2 separate regions of the Mus musculus genome follow, and region 2 is linked to region 1. The links are chromatin loops, found by intact Hi-C in ENCODE. Cell type or tissue: heart. All regions are shown on one strand. Links, peaks and the distances in the headings refer to the core of each region. The heading gives the core; the rest is flanking DNA.

The links. Peaks named below come from ENCODE experiments on the same cell type or tissue, not always from the same donor. Only the 100,000 strongest peaks of a DNase experiment are listed, where the experiment ranks them.
Region 2: a loop joins it to region 1, with 2.2 times the contacts of the local background. A loop is called at or near these places in 13 of 42 quality-filtered maps.

Annotation. Positions count from the first base shown.
Region 1 is chrX:99,039,599-99,047,311 of GRCm38, forward strand. It overlaps Stard8 (START domain containing 8), which reads left to right and starts at 2,983. Exons shown (of 14, transcript NM_199018.2): 1 at 2,983-3,196. In heart, for the core only: a CTCF peak has its summit at 3,251; DNase peaks (open chromatin) are centred at 2,963 and 5,933; H3K4me3 peaks cover 2,230 bases; H3K27ac peaks cover 1,782 bases; H3K27me3 peaks cover 1,991 bases.
Region 2 is chrX:98,985,257-98,992,969 of GRCm38, forward strand. No RefSeq gene overlaps it. Among named protein-coding and RNA genes, the nearest start is that of Yipf6, 51 kb to the left of the region's middle. In heart, for the core only: a CTCF peak has its summit at 4,487 (motif pointing right); a DNase peak (open chromatin) is centred at 4,495.

The DNA.
Region 1 (7,713 bases), core at 1,127-6,126:
CAGTTGGCAGAACAGAAAAAAAATAATGAGGCACATGTGTACCTTCCCTTTCACATCCCTCCCACTGCTGCCTCTGCTTAGTCTACAACCATTGACATGAGCCTTCGTGATGGTTATCTATATGACCCATGACTATTTCATGTTCTGCAAACTTGAGCAATAGGCCCCTTTCATGAAGCTTGGTGGGCTCCCACCAAGTCCACTAAGAATCCGGTTTTTCTTGTGGGCTTGAATGAGGCATGCAGGGATGTGTGGAAGCCCTGTGTGAGAGGCATGTGCTGGGTGTAGCAAGTTGGAGTATAACCTATTTCCCTCTCAAGGATCCATTTCTCTCTTTGTACAATACCATGGCAAGTTCCCTGCAACCTTATGAGAGTCTGGTCCTGTGAAAAGGCACCATTTCCCCCATCCTTTCTGGGTACCATTATGGAATCTCCATCTTGCTCAGGATGGACTGAGGCTGGAAGAAGAGGCTGGCACTGTTGGAAGTGCTGTCGAACCACCTCGTCCCCTGTGAAGGGGTTAAACACTCATATCTTTCAGAAGGTCTCAAGACAAAACAGGGAGATTTATTTTTAAAAGACCCCCCCCAAATAACCATTGAACTATTTCAAAGTGACATGACTATGCATTATAAATATTAGGTCTAAAGTTTCCCTTAATTATCGTGTTCACTCATTCAGCAACATTTTGTTGGTGTTTATTAAGAAAAATATTTTATCACGTAGTTAAGTGCAGGCATTAGGAAAGAGAGAGGCACGCAAAGAAAAAGGACAGTACATACCAAAAATGTGGGTGTGGCCTTCTCAAGGCAGAGTGTGTTGCAACAACACACTATGTTTTCACTATGCTTGTCAGGCACTGCAGAACGGGGGCTGTATTTATTTACATCAGTTTCTAGATTTTGTAGTTTTTCATGCTGTTTTAGATTTTTTTGTTACTTTTTGTGCTTTGACCCTTTGCAGTTTTTTTGGTTTTATTGCATTAAAAAAAAAAGAGGGGTTGGGAAAATGATTTAGTTGGTAATAGGCAGAAGGACCAGTGTTCTATTCTAGAACCCATATAAAAACTGCTGTGCATGGTAGTGGGTTTATAATCCCAACACCGGGGAAGGGAAGATCAGTGGAGTCCCCAGGGCTTGCTGCTTAGCCTGTTTACTTTAGCCAGCCAGCCGCAGACCACTGAAAGACCCTGTCTGAAAATAAAGTGGGTGGCACCTGAGGAATGGAGTGACACCGGAAGTTATTCACTAGTCTCCACGTACCTGTGCACACTTGTATATAACCACTCACACATGTGCACCTGGAGACACACACACACACACACACACTGGTATTTCAGAACCAAAACTATCTTAATCCAATTAGAACAATCTACAAAATTACAGGTGGTGGCACAAACCTGTAACATTTAGGAGATTGAGGCTTTTGTTTTTTTTTTACTTTGATGGTAACCTGGGTTCATATAGAGATCTTGTCTAAAAAATAACATCTATTAAATGTTAAATTGGGGTTTGCATTATTCATATGCTTAAAAATTCTTCATGGTTATCCCTTAGTGACCTTTAACATTTTGTCACCCACTAGTGAACCAGCTCTGACATGGTTTTCTGTCCTTAGGAATAGATAGGGTCATGGCAGGTTTTCTACTTCTAAGTCTTTCTAACATTGTGTATAAGCAATATACATTCGGCTAAAAACTCAGCCCCTGAAGCATGCTGGCAATATTATATTCAGCCCTGCCTCAGGAAAGAGGCTTCCTACCTACTATCAAAAGTAGTACAGCCTCCTGGTGGATTTTGGCTTGTGGAGTGAGTTCAGGTGCACAGGCTGCTGCAACCACATTTAAGATTTGTGGTGAAATGGCTCACTTTGGAAAAAAAATTGTCACAGGCTATCAGTCGCTGTCCTTCTGTTGAGAAGAGCAGAGAGTTCATACTAGGAGTTGCCTCGCTTCCATGACACTCCATTGCTTCTTGTGAGGAAGGGAGGTGGGAACATTTGTTTAGCCTGGTAGAGCGGAGGCAGGATGCTTGGTTCTGTCACCACCTCTAGTGACCTTTAAGAAACTGCTGTGTTGGCTACTTTAGCAATCCAATGAGATGGATGTTGTCCCTGTAGTCTAAAGACCTTAGCTCCATGCCATTCATCTACTAGGTATGGAGAAAATAACCAGTATACAAGTCTTGGCCTGCCGTGGATTTGCTGAGTAGCCCAGAGTAAGACGCCTCTCTTCACTTTCTGTCATTGTAAGCATAGTTGCAGTGCCTTGAGAACTTACATACTCCTTCCTAGCCCTGGCTAAATACGAGTACTCAATTCAACAATGAAATGAAGATTGTCAACTTATGCTGAAAACTTCACAGGCAAGGTGAGGAAGAAACCAATTAACACCATTTCTTACTGAATTTGAACAGACTTTCTGGGGGTACTTGGTTTCGGAACTCCTGGAAGCCTTCTCCTGCTAGAATTAACTTTGGTGCCCTAAGTTCCATGTGTTTCTATATGGAAATAGAGTTTAGACTGCAGTGGACAGAGGTACTAGGGAGGTTGCAGAGTGCTGGTGCCTGATTAACGTGGGAATGACAACTTCCTGGAAATTTATGGAGTTCCTTCCGACTACTAACTATGTATCTCACAGAAGCAGTCTCCTGGACTTACTATAAATTATCCTGGACAAGTCACTTAAACCCTCTTGTGCACGTAGCATTTAGATTTGAAGCCTGCATGCAGTGCCAGACACATTCAGAACTCAATAAATACAGGTCAGCGTGGCCATCTCACTGTTTCAAGCTCTGCTCTTTCAAAGCTCTGCCCTGGGCCCTGGGTTTTTGCCTCCAGCTGAGTGACCTGAGGGAAAGGCAGAGGCTCAGGGCATTGGAGGAGCTGGCTGGCAGAGCCCCGCCCACCCCATTTGGACCGCTTTTGGGGAGGAGGCGGGTTGGGGAGGGACGGGACTATGCCCTCATTGGTCTGGGGACCTGTAGGTGGGCGGAGCACCACTACGGCTTACTCGCGAATGCTCCCTCTCTCCGAACCTGCGCGGCGAGCATAGTCTAGTTGACAACGGCTAAGCAGCTACTATAGCTGCAATTCTGGCTCGCACCTTTACCCCTGGCTCCACGCGTGTCTTCTTCGAGCAGCCCTGCCCGCGCTTGCCTCCTATCCCTTTGCCGCTGTGTGGACGCGGCTGCCAAGTAAGAGTTGGGGCGACGTCAGGGGGACACCCAGGCAGACTGGGGCCCTGACCTCCAGTATCCCGCTTAGCCGCTGTGGCGCTCCAGCCCTTCTGCTCTCCTGGCAGTTCCGCTGGGCTGAGGACGCGAGAGACAGGAAGGAAAGTAGCCCGGGCTGCCTCTGCTTATGGGCGGGGTTCAGAGTTATAGAAACTTAGAGACCCCTGATTGTGCCGGCTGCACACTCCCATAGGAGCCCCGCAAACGGCTGGTCTGGTGGCCTGAGGACCCCTGGCGTAACTGGCGCGGCGGCCTTCCCAGGGACTCAGTGGGCGGCGGGCGCTGGGCGGGGGTGCCCAGTCTGCCCTCCTTCTACTTCGGGGGACATTTCCAGGAAGGCTTCAGCCCCATGGACTTTTCCGTCGGCCCCTGCCTCACTGCCTTCCCACCTGGACAACTCCGGAGAGTGAGCTGTTCTCAGGGTAGCTGTGCAGAGCGAGTTAATCAATACTTCTGAATAAGTCGCTGGGACTCAGTTTGCCAGGAGGTCTCACAGAAGTTTAGATTAGAAAAGCTCAGACGAAAGGCTATTAGATGGAAGTTTGGGGGAGCTCTAACTTGGGTAGTCTCAATGTCTCTTCCAACACTTGCTCAAGTTCAGCACTGAATTACCACTCAGGAAACCGGGGTTCCGCCAGTCCTTATGACCTCAGGCGGGTCATGCTTTCCTGAGTGACAAGTGTTTTCAATGGCATCTCAATTGGCAGCTAGATTTCTGTATCAGAAGGACCCCGGTTTCTTCAGCTCTGATACTGGCTAACTTGGTGCCTGGGCCCAGTCTTTTAAACCAGTAAGTAAAGAAAGATGGTCTCTGAGACACTTGGGTGACTGGAGGTAGGCAGTCAGCGGCTCCTATGATGGTTATGCAGCTAGATTAGCTGGAAAACTACTGTGGGGTAGATGGCAAACTGAATGTGAGGAGGGGCAGGACTTTTTTTTCCCCAGACACCAGGTTTCTCACTTTGGGGACCCCAGAGATTGCACTTAGACATGGTATTCAGGCAAAGGACTGACTGGTGTCCTAGTTTGCTTGGGTCTCACTCAGCGCACCCAGTAATCCTGGGAGAAGAGGGTAATGAATCACCCAGGGCTATTTTCAAACCTTGACTCCTGCTGCAGTTCTAGCGCCCACGCCCACTCGGAGGGTTTCAGTCCCTGCCTGTGCCATCAGTATTCTTGCTGTCTGGGTTTCCTCTAGCCTTCCCTTCTTGGAATGAAAGGGAGACATTTCTTTCTTGGGGGACTGGAGGTGAGCAGCCCAAGGCACAAGTGGTGTCTAGGTGAGTGGTCGAGTGGGAGAGGTGGAGATAAAGTTTTTATCCTGAAGTTGTAGCTGCCATTTCGCTGGGTAGCTGGTGTTGGTCCTTACTTCAGAGTGTTGGTCTTTCTTTTCGCCCAGGTTCCCGACTTGGAATTTCTGTTCCTTGAACCTCTATAGTTATTGCTGAGAGATGCCATACTGAACAGAGGCTGTTTGCCCCTGGTCGCTTACCCTCATTCCACAGTGCTAAGGGATCTTTGAAGAATGCCAGGCCTCTGTGTACGTCTGAGCTTCTGCCTTCAGGAGAGGCTGCCAGGAGATGATATCTGAAGATGTAAAGATGGCACAGTGGCTATGCACCTTGTGTGGATGCAAAGGAAGGGACAACGAGTCTTGTAAAGATGATGGCCTTAATATGTTCAAGGCTGGAGCAGAGGAGCAAAAGAAAGGGGGTTACCAAGAGGGCCAAACTGGCCTTCAGTCTTATCTTTATTAATTTTTAGTTAATGAGCAAAATAATGAATGCCACTATAGTATTTCCATACATGCATGCTGTTGTACTTTGCTCATAATCACTCCTCTGCCACCTCTTGCTCCCCCCATATGTATTGACATTTTAAAAAAAAATCCATTTTGGAGACTACAGATTGGAATGGGAGCACAGGACATCTGCAGCCAGGTATAAGCATAGCAGCAGGATACACCGGCAAGACAGTCACAGGGGAAGGAGGGGCAGTCTCGGGTTGGGATGCCGCTTTGCCTTTTGTTAGCTAACTTCTGCAGCATCCTTGTTCCAGCCCTGGATAATGTGTGTTCCGTGAATGGCAAGTTCTTGGGGAAGGATGGAAAAGAGGGTCCTCATCTGAAAGAAGGGGTTACTTTATTCTTGAGTTAAAAAGATAACTTTTTTCTTTTCTCTTTCCTCCCCCCCCCCTTTTCCCCAATTTGGGTAGGATCAAACCTTAGGCCACTTGGCTGCCCAGTGTGGAGTTGTCAGAGATTTCAGGGCTTGGAATAGGAGACCTATCTATGTGCATCAATGTGTTAAAGTCTTCGAGGACCTGGGGCTGGGGGGTTGTTTTCTTTTGTTGTTGGGATGTGGGGATGGAACCCTTGGTCTGATGCATTCTAAGCTAGTACTGAGATCCACCCCTAACCATTGGTAAGTTTTATAGTCCCTCTCACCCCACAACCCCAGGTGAGATGTTTGAGCACTGTGCTGGTCATGCAGTTGTTGGTGACAAAGGTTTATTAATGCTTTCCTAATTTGTGACTCGGGGGCTTGGAGTGTGCATGTGCGTGTGCTTTTATGTACATGGGTCCTTGTCGGAATGAGTCAGTGCAGTAGAGGTCTCCAGTCTGCGCCATAGTCACAAGTCTGAAATGCTGAGTTTGTGTATTGAGTTTCCTCTGGTGTGGTCCTCCATAGTGGGGACTTGCACGCTGAGCACTTGCTGTTCCGGTTTATCCCAGCCACAAGCAGGGATTTCAGAATCCACTGTTAAGTGCCTTAGCAGTCCAGGGTGTCCCAGAACAAAGAACAAGGGATTGGAGGTCTAAATCCAGTCTCTGTTGTTCTCTCCACACTGTCACCCCTCGGGTGGCTTTCTTCTTTGTACTTCACCGGATTAAACAAGGGGATCAATAGCTAAGTGCTTTGTAAGCTACAAAAGGCTAGGGCTAGCTAGTTCTCAGGAAGGACCCATGGTTCTGACACCCACTATTGGGAAATCCGCCATCCAGTTGAGGGGTTTAGTGGCCTGAGACACTCCTCATTGAGGACTTAAAAATATTATTAAAAAATTAAGCATATTTTTAAAAGGGAAGCAATCAGTGTAATTAGGGCTCAAGAACCATATAGTCCCACCTACTGCTTTTCTTGTTACTTTGAAACAAATCTCAGACTTGTGTGTTATCAAATTGAACTAAAAATAGACCAGTGTATCTTTCTAAAAGAGAAAGGACTTGCAGCAAAATAACCACAGTGTCAGCTATCACACCAAACCTAGTCCCCTAGTGTCACCCGAAGTGTGGTTAGTAGTCACATTTCCAGTTGTTTTGCCCTGGAGTTCAGACCAGGGGGAATTGCTGAGGAGGAGGTGACTGACAAGTAGGAGACATTTGATCTGGGCTGCAGAACACAGGCTAGAGGGATTATAGAGCTCGGGCCTCTTCATTTTCCAGATGCCACATTGCCAGTAGCAGATGTGAGCTGCTCTGGGGCTCCTGATCCCGCGGCTGACTTGTAGAAGCTTCTTGCAGAAACTTCAGAAACTCCTGGCCTTCATTCCTGAAGTAGCAAAAGAGAGATTGAATTCCCACTTGACTCCTGTGCTAGGGGCCACCCAAGAGTTTGAGGTCAACAGGCCTGGGAGAATTCCTAGGAGGTTGCTCTCTTTCTCCAGGCCCCTCCCCGGCTCCAGGACCCCGAGGCCAATTTGAAGCAAAACAGGATGCATCCAGGATGAGCGCCTTTTCCAGCTTGTCATCTAATCACCAAGGCCCAGCTTGGAGCTTCCTCTTTCATTTATGATAAAAAAAACAAAACAAAACAAAAAACCCTTTGCTGTCTCTCTCTTTTCCCTCCTTCCTCATTGAGGGTAGCTGACTTCCTTCATTTCCGGGGCCAGCCCTCCTCTAGCCCCATGTGGGCAGGGTGGCCTGCCTCTGCCTCACCTACCCCACTGTTGCTTTGTCAAGGAGATAAAGACCCCAGGAATGTCCTGTCTGAAGACAGCTTCTTGCTCTTGGGCTGTCCTTGGGAGAGGAGTGGCCCCTTTCCAACAAGCCTGGGGTCCTGCCACTGCTTGGTTAATGATTGAGCCACATACTAACCACCTTGCAAAGTCACCTCTACAGAATGGCCATTAACTAACTCCCTGGCTACTCCAAGCCTTAAAGGGACCCCATCCTAAACCTTTCCCTCCTCCCAGAGGGATACCGACTAATACCAAATCATGAGAACTTCTGGAGCCAATTAAAATTCTGCTCCTCTAGTCTATGTTTAAGCAAACAGAAGCAGTTATTCCCGTTGTTTGAAGTATGTATACTTATACTTGGAATAGATGTCAATGGGGTTTTTGTTGCTGTTGGTGGTGGTGGTGTTTTTGGTTGGTTTTGGTTTTGGTTTTGGTTTTCTGTTGGTTTGTTTGGCATTAGAGTAAGAAAGAGGTTTGGGTATCTCTAGCAGCTTAAAAGAACAAGAACTAAGCCTGGT
Region 2 (7,713 bases), core at 1,824-6,823, 54 kb before region 1:
AGAAAGGTATGGGTCCACCCGTGCCTCAGTTGGTGTGCTGTCAAGAGGAGGTAAGGAACAGAAAACACAAAGGCGCCTGTACCCTCACAGCCTAGGGCACCAACATTCATCATCAGTTTGCCCTAGCAGTGGCTCTAAGCCTTCCTAATGCTGCAGTCCTTCAATACAGTTCCTTATGTTGTGGTAACCCTCGACCATAAACTTATTTTCATTGATAATGTCATAACTGAAATTTTGCTTCTGTTACAAATCGTAATGCAAACATCTGATATGCAGGATATCTGATATGGAACCCCGAAGTGGTTGTGCCCCATAGGCTGAGAACCACTGCTCTAGCGTAACAGAACTGATAGAATGAATATGCATTTAAAAATGAGGAAGATGGTCTGAAGCTGCATTACTCCTTAGCTGTTGTGATTGTAAGGAAGCTGTGTGTTGTTTCAGAGCTTTACTTATAAGATGTGAAAGTGGAGTGGGTGAAAGGGACTTGCTTAGGTAAGTATTCAGTGCTCTATGGATACCCTTCTAGTTGGCGTTCTCAGGCCATTCATTTCCTCATTTGTTCACGAATTCATTGGACCATCCATATACTCAGGCTCAGCTTTGTGACAAACCTTGCAAAGAGCACATTCATTTAGAAAAGAATCCTATTTTCTCTCAGCGCTCATGGGGCTCACAGACCCACATATAACTTCCAGTTCAGTACGATTCATTTTATGATAAGTTATTCACAAGATGAAATAGATTCATGAAGTATGTTCACTGTTTCCAGGGTTCAAAACAAAGGCTTCATGGGGGGAAAATTGATACTTCAGATGCGACTTCATGGAAGTGTACTTGTCATGCAGTTCTAAGAGAGGATGTGTCCAGGCAGAAGCAAAAATATGCACAAAGACATTTGCTGGTCTGTTAGGCAAGTGAAGATGCTAGCATAGTGTCTATATTAATTAGTTAGGATGCATTCAACAGCAAGTAAGTGCATGTCCCACTAAAGGAGTTTTGAATAATAATCCGCTCATTGTATCACACAGCAAAAGAAGTCCAAAGGAAAGTGGTCCTCAGACAGTTCCAGTGGCTCAGTAATGGCACGAAATGCCTGAGGCCTTCTTGTTTGTTTCTCAGCTTTATACTATTGTGATGACGTAGCTGTACCTGAGAAAATCAACTTACAGGAGGAGAGATTTATTGTGGATCACAGTTTCAGTTCATGTTTGACTGGAGAGCTCTAACGGAGCCAAGTGGCACAGTGCATGGTAGTCTGGAAGTGGGGAGGGAGGAAGAGAAGTAAGAGGAGGTGGAGAGGGAGGGGGTAGGGAAGCAGAAAGCATATTCTTTAAAGTTCAAAGGCTGGGCTAGATAGCAAGTTCCAGGCCAGGCTAATTTATGTAGTAAGACTCTAAAGCAAAACAAAAGACAACACAAAACAAAAACACAGGGCCGGAGCCATGGCTCAGCAGTTAAGAGCACTGACTGCTCTTCCAGAGGTCCTGAGTTCAAATCCCAGCAAGCACATGGTGGCTCACAACCATCTGTAATGGGATCTGGCGCCCTCTGCTGGCGCACAGGTGTACATGCAGACTGAGGTCCCTTATATGCAAAATAAATAACTTATCTTTTAAAAACCCAACGCCTAGGAATCTCATAAATTCATTCTTTTTAATAGCTGAGTAGTACTCCATCGTGTAAATCTACCACATTTTCTGTATCCATTCCTCTGTTGAGGGGCATCTGGGTTCTTTCCAGCTTCTGGCTATTATAAATAAGGCTGCTATGAACATAGTGGAGCATGTGTCCTTCTTACTGGTTGGAACATCTTCTGGATATATGCCCAGGAGAGGTATTGCAGGATCCTCAAGTAGTACTATGTCCAATTTTCTGAGGAACCACCAGACTGATTTCCAGAGTGGTTGTACAACCTTGCAATCCCACCAACAATGGAGGAGTGTTCTTCTTTCTCCACATCCTCACCAGCATCTGCTGTCACCTGAATTTTTGATCTTAGCCATTCTGACTGGAGTGAGGTGGAATCTCAGGGTTGTTTTGATGTGCATTTTCCTGATGATTAAGGATGCTGAACAGTTTTTCAGTTGCTTCTCAGCCATTCGGTATTCCTCAGGTGAGAATTCTTTGTTCAGCTCTGAGCCCCATTTTTAATGGGGTTATTTGATTTTCTGGGGTCCACCTTCTTGAGTTCTTTATATATATTGGATATTAGTCCCTTATCTGATTTAGGATAGGTAAAGATCCTTTCCCAATCTGTTGGTGGCCTTTTTGTCTTATTGACGGTGTCTTTTGTGAAATTCCTAGGCAAATGGATGGACCTGGAGGGCATCATCCTGAGTGAGGTAACCTAATCACAAAAGAACTCACATGATATGTACTCACTGATAAGTGGATATTAGCCAAGAAACTTAGAATACCCAAGATATAGGATACAATTTGCGAAGCACATGAGACTCAGGAGGAACGACGACCAGGGTGTGGACACTTTGCCCCTTCTTAGAATTGGGAGCGGAACGCCCATGGAGGGAGTTGCAGAGACGAAGTTCGGAACTGAGACAAATGGGTGGACTGTCTAGAGACTGCCAATTCCGGGGATCCATCCCATAATCAGCCTCCAAACGCTGACACCATTGCATACACTAGCAGGATTTTGCTGAAAGGACCCTGATATAGCTGTCTCTTGTGAGACTATGCTGGGGCCTGGCAAACACAGAAGTGGATGCTCACAGTCAGCTATTGGATGGATCACAGGGCCCCCAGTGGAGGAGTTAGAGAAAGTACCCAAAGAGCTGAGGGGATCTGCAATCCTATGGGTGGAACAACAATATGAAATAACCAGTGCCCCCTAGAGCTCGTGTCTCTAGCTGCATATGTATCAGAGGATGGCCTGGTCGGCCATCAGTGGAGAGGCCCATTGTTCGTGCAGACTTTATATGCCTCAGTGCAGGGGAACGCCAGGGCCAAGAAGTGGGAGTGGGTGGGTGGGGGAGTGGGGGGGAGGGTGTGGGGGACTTTTGGGATAGCACTGGAGATGTGAATCAAGGAAGTACCTAATTAAAAAAAAACCAACGCAAACAAACTAAAAACAAACCCCAAATATCTCATTGAAGGGCATATTCCTCAGGACCTACATCCTCCAACTGGGCCCCACTTCCTAAAGTTTTCTATGGCACCATGAGCTGTGAAGTCATAGATGGATTAACCCATTCATGTGACAGAATCCTGCATGAGCCAATCAGCTCCCTGCTGGCCAATGTCTGAATTCTGCTGCCTTGAGAACCAAATGTTCAACACGTAGCTATGAGAACAGTTTAGATCCGAACCTTGTCTTTCTGCTCTGTTAACCATGATCTGTCAATAGTATCTCTCCTCTTGATTGCTACCTAGTTACTGAATCACATGAGGTACAACTACCATGTGGGAATAAGAGGAAGAACACTCTAGTCTATAGTAGGGAGGCAGGCTAGTTGGCCTGTGACCTTCAAGGGGATTCTGTCTCTGTCTTCCATTTCCATATTGCGTTGCATTTTACATAGTTTCTGGGATTTGGAACTCAGGTCCTTTCTTCCATGGCAACACTCTACCTACTGAGCCATCTCTTTAGCCCTGGTTTATTTTGTTTATGCTTCTACATTAAGTCTTTGTCCTCCTGGGGGTGTGGGAAAGCTAAGAGCCCACTTCCCACCTTAGCCCATCATAGTGCAGCTTGGCATCCTCTGTGGACCTCAAGAAAACCCAACGAACTCATTTGCCCTATGTCAATATATGCTCATCTTTGATGCCAAAAGCCTTTATCTTCCAGATAGTCCAGGCTCACTGAAGAATCCCAAATTAGGGATTACAGTAGGATCTACATTGGATAATAATAGCACATTTTCATTGGTGTTTCCCCAATTTACAGAAACCATTTCATTTCCTATTAACTTGTTTTTTTCCTCATTACTAAGAACAGCTGAAGGTCATCAAGACCTGTGTTGCATCGAACGTGGGTGTTTGTATATTTTACCATCATGTGTGACTTTGCATTTAATTTAAACATCTCCCTTGGCAAATGGTTATGTGCAAGCTGAGCTGAATTTTTAGAGTTTTCTTATGACAGAGGTGGGAATGAGTTGACAAGCACAACATTCTCCTTGTCTCAGTTAACTCTCCACGTCCCACACCCAACACCCTGCTCCTCAGACTATGATACAGAGCCTGCTTTTTTCACATCCTTTTTTTTAATCATTTGCTTTTATAAATAACTCTAGGGCAGTGGGTCTCCACCTTCTGTTGTGGTGACCCCAACCATAAAATTATTTCTGTTGCTGCTTCATAACTTTTATTTTGCTACCGTTGTGAATTGTAATGTAAATCTCTTTTCCGATGGTCTTAGATGACCCCCCGTGAAAGGGTCTTTTCTTTTTGCGGGGCAGGGGTGGAATCTGAGGCACAGTGGGTCCTAAAACTCGGTGTAAACTAGCCTCTCTGTCCATTGCCTAGTCTTGCCACTAGGGGTCAGCACAAGAGTGGGATTCGGGGAGAGGAAGTACTGTTCCTAATAGCCATTAAGAAGAGGATGTTGCCTATGGTGGAAACTACTGGGCACATACTCTGTACCCTGGGTTTGCTATGAGATACTGAGACACAGGGATTCTAGTGGAGCTGCTGAAAAATGGGATGGAGGTGAAAGATAAGGTTGGATGCCATGAAAGGAAGCCTGAGCTTGTTGGGTCTCTAGTTCTAGCCCTGGGGCCTTGATGTCTATGTCATCAGACAGACATTTGTTGCCTTCTCAGTATCCCTTCCTGCTACACGGGCCTTGTTAATTCAGAGCAGTGGCTTATAGCCAGTACCGCTTATTAAGATTCGATGAGAAGCTTCCTTCCAAGCACTGGGTGTGCAGACCCCACTCCCAGTCTAAGAAGGCAGAACTTCGGGAGGCAGAATCACAGTTGTGTCTTTGCATATAGCTCCTAGGGCTTTCTGCTGAACTCTGGGGGTTTTATAAAAAGCTAGGCTGGGCCATCACTGGAGCCCTTCCCTGCTTCTCCATGGACAATACCAAGAAGGAAGCTGACGAGCAACCCTAGTTGCCTCTAAGAATCTCTCCTACTCTCTTCCCAGGAGTGGCTTGAGGCTATCTAGGGACCCTCTCAGAGCCCACTCTCTGGCTTTCCTGATTGGAAGGCATGGGGCTCCAGAAGTGGCCACTCCTGCACACTCAGGCCGCTGGCATCTGCTCTGCTTCTTCCTCAGGAAGTGTCGTTTGTGTAAAGGGGAGCTACCAAGCAGAGCTAGCAGGGAAAGCCAAGTCTCCTTGAGGCAGGGGCTGGAAGAAGAGGGGTCTCTGTAGAGACAAATCCACAAAAGGCAGGGCTGGAGGGACTGCTCAGCCGTAAAGAGCACACACTGCTCTTCCAGAGGACCAAGAGTTCGATTCCTAGCACCCACATGGGTCAGTTCACATCAGGTGTTAACTCCGGCATCAGAGACAGCCTACTCCTCTAATTTCTCTGAAAACTCGCTCTCATGCGCACAGCTCCCCCAACCCCCGTGCACAACCCTCCACAATTAAAAAGACATTTTTTTTAAAACAAGCTAAAGGCAAAGGAGGACTTTTGGGCACTAGAGCTAGAAATAAGACTCACCCCTCCCAACTTTCTGTCTCCAGCACTTGATATTCCAGTTTCAACTACAGCAAAGAGAAGCAGGGACCTCAGAGCTAGACTCTGCTTTCCTAAAGTCACCATCCCTGGAACAGGCTACTGGTCTGATATTTTGTTTTGTTTTGTTTTGTTTTAAACGAATTTTTAGATTATTTATTTGTTTTATGCATATTAGTGCTCTATTTGCATGTATGCCTGAATGCTAGAAGAGGGCATCAGATCCCCTTATATAGATGGTTGTGAGCCACCATGTGGTTGCTGGGATTTGAACTCAGGACCTGTGGAAGAGCAGCCAGTGCTTATAACTGCTGAGCCATCTCTCCAGCCCCCTACTAGTCTGGTCATTGTCATAGTCTTCTACAGTGATATCTTGTCTGGACTCTATCATCTGAATTTTTGTTTTTTACTGTATATTTAGTTACTTCTTGTTTATCTTCCCCACTAGAATATAAGCTCTAGGAGGGCAGGACCTGTCCCCCACACCATTTACTGTTGTGTCACTAGTAATTAGAAACGTGATTGAAGTGTGATGATAAATGTTGGCTCCTTGCTTAAATGAAATACACAAATGGGGAACTCAGTAGATGCAAAGAAGAGATTGGTTCTGAATTCTATGCCCAGAGTCCAATGTTTTAGATCACAGGTAGATAGCACTTAGTAGGCCATGGCAGTAGGATCTCAAATTCAGAGCCAACCTGGGCTACATTGTGACATTTTGTAAGAGAGAAAAAGAAGAGGGTTGTGGGAAGAGATATTTGTATTTACTGCTCTAAACAACACTGGGCCCCAAGTGGCTCTTTGCCCTCTCTTATGACAGTAATCTCTGCTCCTCTGGAATCAAGGTTTAACATTATATCACTGAGTGTACACTAGATATCCAGGACACTAGAAGGGACATGTGATATAGTGAACAGGCTCTATACCAACAAGCCAATTGCAATTTCCATAGTCTTAAACTGTCTCCAGAGGAATGTCCTTAGCCACAGACTGTGTCCTCAGGCCTGGCTAAGGCCATTCAGTGGTCTACGGGACTGAAGAAAGTGTGGATTACTATTGGAGATACTCCACTTAACTGAAAATGAGATAGCAGGGGTAGCTGAGGGCTTGAAAAATGACGAATGTTAATTGTATATATTAATATTCACTGTGAAGTTTACATGCATGCATGCAATGTGCACAGATTAAAGTCCTCTATCATCATAATGAGAAGTGATTTTAGATCGGAATCTTGCTTTTCTGGTGTGTTGGGGTATCCAGGACTTGCTATGGTGGGAGAATTGGGTTCTGAGGATACCAAGTAACCTTGCTTTCTGCTGCTTATTTTCTTGTACTTGCCTCCCACCATCTGATTATCTCTAGTGTAGCATGCCTTGGTATATCTGACTGGAGCCTGTCCTTCCCGTGATCCTGGTTGTGGCAGAACTCCTCAGAGTTCAGCTGTCTCTGGGATCCTGTGATCCTGAGATCCTGGGTGTGTCAGAGCTCCTGGGGTTCAAGCTGCCTGTGGAACCCTGAAATCCTGGTGTGACCAAGCTCCTGGGGTCCTGGGATCCTGGGCTTGTTAGAATGCCTGGGAGTGGAGCTTCCTCTGGGTGTTGTGAGACTGGCTGCCTTTTTTGACCCTTCTTGCCAGCAGTTTTTGAAAAGGGGGTAGATATTCTAACTGGGATGAGAGCAAAAAAAGCCAAAGAAGCTTTCAACTGAGCAAAAGGAGACAGTCTAAAGAATGTGGAAGATATTTGCTAACTCTTCGTCTGATAATATCACTGCTATCCAGCATGTATTTGGAGGGGAAACCAGGAAAGGGGATAACATTTGAAATGTAAATAAAGAAAATATCTAATAAAATTTTTAAAAAGAAAACTAAGAAAAGAAAATAAAAGAACTAAAAACCTTATAAACAACCAAATCTGTGAATCATCAAGTTTTATCAAAAGTGGCAAATGATCTGAATGAGGATCTTTCAAAAGAAGTACTACAAGGGGGGTGTTGTTTTCCATTTCTCTTTGAAAAGAACTTCCTTTGCAAAGGGTAACTGAGCATGAAGACGGCTTATGTGGAC